Regions from separate parts of the Mus musculus genome. Here all the other regions are linked to region 2. Evidence: chromatin contacts called from ENCODE Hi-C or POLR2A ChIA-PET data. All regions are on one chromosome and are shown on one strand. Each heading gives the region's core, a stretch centred on a gene start or an enhancer-like site at or near the end of the contact. The rest is flanking DNA. Distances are from core to core; before and after follow the strand shown. Region 1 holds the start of Gak (cyclin G associated kinase). Region 2 holds the start of Pcgf3 (polycomb group ring finger 3). Region 3 holds the start of Slc26a1 (solute carrier family 26 (sulfate transporter), member 1).

What was found. A loop is a pair of places that touch in the nucleus more often than their neighbours do. ChIA-PET counts read pairs that join two places held with the same protein, here RNA polymerase II (POLR2A).
Region 1: POLR2A ChIA-PET joins it to region 2 with 22 read pairs in embryonic stem cell. The contact joins the promoter of Gak here to the promoter of Pcgf3 in region 2. POLR2A ChIA-PET finds 5 or more read pairs at or near these places in 3 of 5 experiments (Patski and embryonic stem cell).
Region 3: a map of T-helper 2 cell shows a loop between it and region 2 (2.1-fold over the local background). The contact joins the promoter of Slc26a1 here to the promoter of Pcgf3 in region 2. A Hi-C loop is called at or near these places in 1 of 37 maps with a recorded cell type or tissue (T-helper 2 cell). POLR2A ChIA-PET finds 5 or more read pairs at or near these places in 3 of 5 experiments (Patski and embryonic stem cell).

What each region holds. Positions count from the first base shown.
Region 1 is chr5:108,628,277-108,631,096 of GRCm38, reverse strand. Gak (cyclin G associated kinase) reads left to right here and starts at 1,320. Exons shown (of 28, transcript NM_153569.2): 1 at 1,320-1,596. The coding sequence starts at 1,452. Tmem175 (transmembrane protein 175) reads right to left here and starts at 1,287. Exons shown (of 11, transcript NM_001163532.1): 1 at 1,197-1,287.
Region 2 is chr5:108,459,778-108,462,744 of GRCm38, reverse strand. It overlaps Pcgf3 (polycomb group ring finger 3), which reads right to left and starts at 1,486. Exons shown (of 11, transcript NM_172716.5): 1 at 1,294-1,486.
Region 3 is chr5:108,673,884-108,676,673 of GRCm38, reverse strand. It overlaps Slc26a1 (solute carrier family 26 (sulfate transporter), member 1), which reads left to right and starts at 1,309. Exons shown (of 3, transcript NM_174870.4): 1 at 1,309-1,435; 2 at 2,626-2,790. The coding sequence starts at 2,653. The region is part of intron 3 of Idua (iduronidase, alpha-L); the gene reads right to left.

The DNA.
Region 1 (2,820 bases), core at 71-2,570, 170 kb before region 2:
TAGGTCTCTTGAAGGCTACCAAGCCTCCAATTCCCTACTTTTTCCTTTTGCTTTCAGATTTATTTTCCTTCTAAATAATGAGATCTGAAGCCACCAAAAAATAAAAAATCCCTTCAACTTCATTCCAGTAATAACATAAAGTTACCTGCAACTGCAAGCCGTAGCTACTTCCTCCTCCCTGCATCTTATAAGTGATTCTCTTATAGAAAGGTGCCATTTCTATACCAACACTACATATCCTCTATCTGGATGTGACTTGACTGTCCTACTATTCTGAGACAGTACTCCTCTCCACTATACTGGAAAGACTTCACTCTTTCCCATTGGCTTTAGGCTGCTCAAGTCTCCCATCTAAGATCATGTTAACACCACACTGCCCTTTCAGCTCCCACACTCTTCTTCACAAATCTCCTCAGTTACCTACAGGTACCATCTCTACTTCATCAGTTCTTTATTCCTCCAGGTGTTATCCAAAGCTTCCACTTCACCATTTCTAGGAAACTACTGTCTCACCTACCACGTACCTCACTGTATACTAATGATAATCTTTCATTTCTTTTCTACTTGACTTTTTAAAGAGCAGGTAGCGCCCCCCCCCCCCCCAAGGCGTATTTAATAGCATACAATCCTGGGACAGTTAAGATGTTGATTTGGGCTTAAGGATCCATTTTTCAGTCCAAAAGCACAAACTCTACCCAAGGCTCTGCAACTTCATATGGCTTCAGAAACCTCGGAGGTACAGAGACGAGTGGGGAATCCCATGACTTTGCCTCACCTGAGATGGACAGCTCTAAGTGTTTGACATCACACGGGATTCTGCGTCCAGTGCTGCCAGGTGACTTTTGTATACACGTTGTGAAGCTTTCTCCCGCCCCCTTTTAAAACTACGTTTTTCGGTCTTAATTCTAGCAACTAGTTCATCCTCCCCCAAACCTGTGTGGACCAAAACATAAGTGTCTGTGGCTCATAGGCTGGCTGCTTGTCTGCAAGATACCCTCCTCTCCTAAACCGGGCATTAGGGACACTTAGGGTGGGCTCCAGGCCTCGCTTTACCTTGAGGCGTCAGGCGCGAGCGGCGGGCTCTGGGGCGGTCCGCAGCGCGCGCCCAACGTCCCGCGACGCTCTAGCCACCTAGGCTGGACCTGGGCCAGCGGAAGCAACCAGATGAGGTTAGGGTCAGATGGCGACAGCCCTACCTCCGTGCCTCCTAGGAGCTTGAGGTCCGTAGGATCGCACCCTCTGCGCCTGCGCCTGCTGCTGCTGCTGGCTCTGCAGAAACACGCGCCCTTCCGCCTGCTGCGTCAGGGCGGGGCCGCAGCGTCGGGACGCAACTCGCTCTCTGATTTACGTCACGGCGCGGGCGGAAGATGGCCGGGTTGTTCGCCCGCAGCTGCTAACCCGGCAGTGCGGAGCTGGAGCCTGGCTCCCGCTGCCGCGGAGCGGCCGACGCCATGTCGCTGCTGCAGTCTGCGCTGGACTTCCTGGCGGGCCCTGGTTCTCTTGGCGGAGCTGCGGGCCGTGATCAGAGTGACTTCGTGGGGCAGACAGTGGAGCTGGGCGAGCTGCGTCTGCGGGTGCGGCGGGTCCTGGCCGAGGGTGAGGCGTAAGGCGTCGCCAGGCCGCGGGAGGCAGGAGCAGCCCAGGAGGGTCGCTGCTGGGGTGTGGTTCGAGTCAGGGCGCGTGACGGTCACCGCTTTAAGCAGGGGCAGCAAGGAGGATCGTGTCCAGGGTGTGAATCAAGTCTGAGACCTAGAGAGTCACGACTGAGGTGTGGGTCAGATCAGGGCCGCAGGGAGTCATCTCTCCGGGCAGGGTCTGCGGGAAAAGACACTGCTGGGATGTAAATCAGGCCATCGCTATGAAGGGCCACTGCTGGGGTGTGAATCAGGTCGGAGAAGGGTCTTGCCAGGAAGAGAGACCACAGGGGCTTGTGGGTTAAGGCCTTTGGTGGTGATTGCAGAGGATAGACTGCTTCGGGTTGCACACTTACTTCCTGGTGGGTAGAGTTAGTAGTACAAGGGTCATGCTAGCAGGTGGTTATCCAGTAAAGGAGGCTTGGGTCTGGAAGGACCACCTCTGCTTAGGGTCAAAGCTGTATCTGGGGCATATACAGAAAGATTCAAAGGTGGAGTCAGGTCAGAAGGTGAGCACAGTCACTCTGGGGTCATAAGCTGTTATTCATTGTATCATATCCAGCGTTGTTGTTGCATCCCGAGGACTGTCTTGAGATGGCAGTGTTTGTGCTGCTGAGTTCTGGGGCCTGTAGAGTCTTCCCTTGCTTGATGAGGTAGAGGATAGACTGGGGCCCTACAGTCTTGTTTTCTTTTATAGCCTAAGTGCCTCACCTATTGAGTTTTTTCTGTAGTGACCTCGTATAAGGTACAGGAAACAGAGCCCGTAGCTGTAACCTTTAAGAACCTTGCTTGAGCCGGGCGTGGTGGCACCCGCCTTTAATCCCAGCACTGGGGAGGCAGAGGCAGGCGGATTTCTGAGTTCAAGTCCAGCCTGGTCTACAGAGAGAGTTCCAGGACAGCCAGGGCAATACAGAGAAACCCTGTCTCGAAAAACAAACAAACAAAAAGAACCTTGTTTGATAGACAGTTCCATAGTTCTGTGTCTTGAGGTCAGTCTGAGTTTGTAGCTTCCTCACACAGGCTCTGTAGTCAGCTTGTGTGATGGAATCGTGTTTTCTCTTTTATGATTTTTTTTTTTTTAAGATTTACTTTTTTAAAAAACTGGTGTTTTGCCTGCCTCCATCACTGGACAGTATCTATGTGTACTGCCTGCTGAGACCAGAAGAGGACATTGGATCCCCTGGAA
Region 2 (2,967 bases), core at 237-2,736:
TGATACCTGAGTCCTTGGAGCCCAGCTGAGCTCCAACTTTGCCTTGCAACTGTGCTGAGAGCCTCACCCACTCTGTAACATCAAGAAGCTAGGGGACCTGTGGGGAGTGTAAGCACTTCATAGCAAAGGTTCCCTGTGGCTGGGCTGATCGAAACCTCCCAATGCCTAGTAGTCTTTTCAGCAGAGTTCGGGGGTCAATTACTAGAGTCCTAGGCCCTCCCTGCCTTAAAGTTCCAACTATTATCTAAGTAATCCCTGAGGACCATCCTCACGGTTCAGCTCCAAGGCTTTCATTTTAAAGGGACCCACCTTTGGTCCTGTTTGTCCTGAAGCCTATCTATATTCTGAACTCTCCTCACAGTTCACCCTCAGGGCCTCAAACTGCTCAAAGGACTGCCACAGTGGTCCAGATTCCTTTGAGCCAGCCTTGATTTCCCAGCTCTCTACAGCCGATTTGTCCCTGGGAGATCTGACCTTCCTATGGCCTTGTCCCAGCACCCTGGCCCTCTGTGGGGTGGTCTCAGGGTCTTAACCCTCCTCTGTAATCTATCATTAGTTGGCCCATCTAAGTGATTCTGCCATTTTCTAAGTCCTGCCAGGTCCTGGGAGCCATTCTTCCTCAATGACCTTTTCTAGACTCTTGTCAGGTCTCTAATACTGACCCTCCCCCAAGTGTCCATTCCAAGAGTCGGGGCTCCACCTGTCCTGGGGTCCCAGAACTATGGGAGAGCTGCCCAGTCCTAAGGACTGTTCAGTGAGTAGCCCTCAGTAATTCTGGCCTGGTCCTGGGTCCTGCCTGGTCTGCGGTCCTGATCCCCCTGGATCCAGCCTGGCCCAGACTCCTGTTCTTCCGGGGTCCTGTTCTCTGGAATCGTGCCTGGTGCCAGGTCTAGCCGGACTGAGCTCCTTGTCTTCCCTAGGTCCTGTTTTCTCGGGGTCCAGACTGCTCGGAATCCACCTCGGCTGCTGTTCTGCCTGGTCTAGGATTCTGCCCACCCCGGTCTAGCCTGGTCAAGGGTCCAGCCTTGTGCAGGCTCTTCCCCGGGTTCTGTCTGGTCCAAGGTCCCTGTCCTCCCTGGGTCCAGATTGTTCCGGGATCCAGCATGGCCCTGGGTTCTGCCCTCCCGGGGTCCAGACCTGCGAGAAGTCCTGGCCTTCTCGCAGGCTTTTAGGGTCCCGCCTCCCGGGCCTGCCGGGGGCGCTGGGCTCGCAGCCTTCTGCCGCCCATGGGCCGAGGCCCGCGGCCTGAGGAGCGGGCGCGCGGGCCAGGCCAGGCGGGGCGGGCTCACTGACCTGCGTCTCGGGCGGCGGGCGAGCGGGCGCACGCGGGGGCTCGCCGGGAGGGGGAGGGGGCGCCGCTCCCTCTGGGTCCCCCCCAAGAGGAGGAGAAAAAAGCCGTGCAGAGTTTAAAACAAAGAGGCGGAAATGCCCGAACCCAGCCGAGTGCGGAGTCGGGGGCGCCGCGGCTGGAGCATGCGCAGTGTGTGGCTCAGCTCCCACCTCGCAAACGAGAGAGGCGGGGCCTCTGAAAGGCGGAGCCTATAGGGGTGGGGTGCAGGAGGGGCCAGAGAGCGCAGGCGCGTGCAGGCAGCAATTGACTCAGGAAGCTGGCTCGGCGAGACAGGCAGGGTGGAGCTCGGGGGTGTGGTCACAGGTGAGAGGTGGGTCAGGAGGCGTGGTCAGAAGCACTACCTGGAGAAACTCCGCCGGGTTGTTCAGGACGCGCGCTGACAGGCAACTGCATGAGTTAGGAACGAAACCGGAGTATCTAGACCACGGGTTTCCTACCCCCATAAACCTTCTGCTTACATTTTTGTCCTTTCTTGGAATCACTGTGGACACAGAGAGACCCTTATGCTGGCCTTTCGGACCGTGGAAACCCACAATTTGTCCGTTGTCCACTGTGCATTGTGACTGGCAGAGGGCATAAACTGAGAAAAGAAAGTCTGTTCTTGTTTGTTTGTTTGTTTGTTTGTTTACTTGTATTTTCGAGAAAGGGTTTCTCTGTGTTGCCCTGACTGGTCTCGAACTAACATAGATCCGCCTGCCTCTGCCTCCCAAGTGTTGGGACTAAAGGAATGCCCTACCATGCTGGACTGGAAGTCTGTTCTTAGGAAACAAAGTGGTTGTGGCAGCTGTATGCTAGACAGGCGGTGGGACAAGGAAGCAGCAAGGTGGCCAACCAGCAGGTGTTTGGGAGAAGGGGCATGCAAAGAATGAGGTTGAAAGGGGTTATCGCCTTTAATCCCAGCATTTGGGAGGCAGAGGCAGGTGGATTACTGAGTTCGAGGCCAGCCTGGTCTACAAAGCGAGTTCCAGGACAGCCAGGGCTACACAGAGAAACCCTGTCTCAGAGAAAGAAAGAAAGAAAGAAAGAAAGAAAGAAAGAAAGAAAGAAAGAAAGAAAGAAAGAAAGAAAGAAAGAAAGAAAGGAAAACAGAATAGGCACCCAGGAAGGCAAATATACTCTACTGAAGCCTGGCAGCCTTTGTATCACAGAGAGACTACTGATGGGGGAGAAGGTTGAGGGAGAGTCCTAGAATAATGGAGGATCTGGTGTTGGTATTAGAGGTAGCAAAGAGGTACTGTTGAGAAGACCATGAGCAGGCCTGGACTTAGGGCACAGATCTCAGGAAGTCATCTAGCTTGACAGACAGCTAGACCCTTAAACCACTTGTCTTCACATGGGCTTGTCATGCCTTAGGTAAGACCATATTCAGATGTCATTCTAGGTCCAGGATTCAGACCTTGCTTCTGTGTCTATCAGGGATACCTTCAGGGAACTCTCGCTTTACACAACCTCTGGTTTCTCCTGAAAGTTGTTGCCCACTTTAGGCCCCCACCTTCCAGCGCTGAAGTCTTCCTCTAACTAACAGCTGACACATTAGAATCCAGCTATGTGTCCCTTCCCCAATCCTAACCCTGTATCCCTAGGTGAGCAGATAGCTTTCAACTAGTATCCTTGTG
Region 3 (2,790 bases), core at 60-2,559, 210 kb before region 2:
AGTACCTACACCATAGAGCATCCAGCCCAGTGTCAGTCAGGCTTTCCACTCTGGCCTCTCCACTCACATTCCATTCCCATCTCACCCACAAGTGGGGCTGGGATCAGGCCCATGGCTGGCAGGAACTGGACAAGACCTGTCAATGTCCCAAAGAAGTGTCCAACCTGTGAACTGGAAGGAACTCTGAATTCTTATTGTCCCCTGACCTGGAAGAATGAAGTCTCAGGGTCCCAGATGGTTCTGTAAGACAATTGTTGATCCTAAACCCATTCTTAAGACCTTTGGGGATAAGAGGAGTAAAACACAGCTTCACTTTGCGCAGCCCCAAAGCAAACTGCCCACTGTGCTGGGGCCTATGGAGACAGCAGACCAGACTAGCTGGCCTTCTAGCCATAATGAAAAGAACTACCTCCATCATGGGAGAGCACCCGGAATACAGGAGCCCACAGAAGACAGCAAGACCGTTACACAAAACTACTTACTCTTAAACACAATGTGAGAAACTCATTGCTCACTACAAGATGTGGATCTGAGGGTTCTGACCAGCCTTACAGAATTTAGGGGCACGCCTCAAGTCTGAGATCTCTGGTTACTTAAGCTAATGTTAAAGGGACATTTAGCTCTAAGCTATTCTTACAAGGCAAGTCTCATGTCCTGCAGAGGTACGTGGGGGCCAAGTACCTCACCAGGATTACAGGGGGTCAGTACTAAGGAGGGGAGGGAAGGAAGGGGGATGAAGCTGAGGGCAATCTAGAATCCCTGCTGCAAGGGAGGAACACACCTATTTTGATGCCGACAGGCTGTGCACAACACAGGTGTGTGTTCACTCACAAGTATGTACACATACAACAGTAGCCTTGCGCATGCACTGCCCTCGGGAACATGGAACAGGGCCTGAGCTTCAGCTTACTCCAGCCAGAACAGTCTCCATGATGGTGGAAAGAAGATAACCAGCATCTGGGGAGGCGGAGTCAGCTGTATTTGACCCCAGAATCTCATGATTTCACGCAGTTCCTCTGGGGCCTCACACTCAAGTAACCTGCCTCAGCCACTCCTGTCTCCACCTCCTCTTCCTCATAACAAGACAGAAGCGGCTGCACCTGGAGCACCCACCCCTCTGTAAAGGGGAGTTTATCTCATGCCCACATAACCGTAATTACTTGTGAGCCTCTGATTATAGTACAACTTGCTGGATTAGCTCACCGGATTAGCAGCTCAGGTAACATTCATTTGACTGGGAAAACCCATGACTCAGCTATCTTTTGGGTAAATAATTTAACAGTGAGCCCAGCGGAGTATTCTCCACAGATCAGCCTCAGAGGTGCCTGCCAACCAGCTCTCTGTCTGTTAAGCCAGAGTGATTGGAGGATCAGCCCACCAGCAAACTGCTGCCCCTGGATATTGCAAAGCCTTCAGAGCCGGCCAGGTGCCCCAGGTAAGAACTGTCCCTTGTACCCATACAACAGGACCCAGAAAAGGTGGCTTAATGGGCAGAAATAGGAACCTAGATTGCCATTTCTCTGGGGATTGTTCAGATACAAGGCAGGTGATACTTATAGTCCTTCCTCCACACATCTGAGCCCCTAGACACTTGGGGTGAGCCTCAGAGTGTTCAATGACCCTTATGTATCATTGTTTTTATAATGTTACTCAAGAGCTAGAATGCCTGCTAGACAACCACCCTACCAGGGAAGCTGCTATCCCAGTACCCAGGCCAAGCACAATTGGCTCCAACAGTCACCACCATGTCCTGGGTTGCAAGAGAACAGAGAGTGTTTGATTAATATTACAAACAAGCACTTTGGAACCTGTAAACAGGACCAAGGCCATCACGTGGTCAGCACAGCCTGAGAATTTTTCAGTACCACAGCAAGGTCAGAAGGGGCTAGGACAGCCAGGCCAAAGGTGGACATCTGTGAAGCAGTGTGCTTGTTCGGTGTACTTGAGCCTCTGAGAAGAGATTCAGCACTTGGCATAATGGGCACACTGGTTCCACAGCACACTAGTGCCTGGTGAGACACATTCTAAACTCATGAAGAAGGCTATCAGAGACCAAGGGCCCTAGCACACACAATATACAAGGTCTTCTGCCAACCTCCAGGTCCATGGTGTTCACAGGAGAACAGGTGATGGCTTGTGAGAACTCATGTAGAAGTTGGGTGTCTGGCAGAGACCCTTGCCAGACTGGGTGGGTGGGTGGGTGGGTGGGTGGGTGGGAAGAGGTTGGAGTTCAAGTTCAAGATGCATCTGCCTCTACTGTCATTGTGGCTTGGGCATATGTGGGCTGGTGGAGGCCTAGTCTAGCCCTTGTAGGTGATCTTCAGAATGCTTTAGACAGCAGACTTCACATAGGGGCTGAGTTAAGTAGACCACAGAGCACTGCTGGGGTTGAAGCTAGGTCAAATGTCTCCCTGAGGCATGCTGCTGCCATAAACACCTCTCACAATAAAACTAGCATCTTGGAGCTCAAGGCCTTATATTCACCCACACAGAAGTACAACCTCACGTCAGTAGGACAGGCTCTGATATCTGATGTCTGTGTTTGGGTGGACAAAAACTCACTGTGAAGCTGGCTCCTGGGCTCTGAGGGCCTAGACACCTAACCATGCCCATTCCCCCTTGCAGATAAGCCAAAGAGCCTGGTGTGACAGGATGGATGCTTCTCCTGAGCCCCAACAGAAGGGTGGGACACTGGTACTGGTCCGACGGCAGCCCCCTGTGTCCCAGGGCTTGCTGGAAACACTGAAGGCCAGGCTGAAGAAGAGCTGCACCTGCAGTATGCCATGTGCT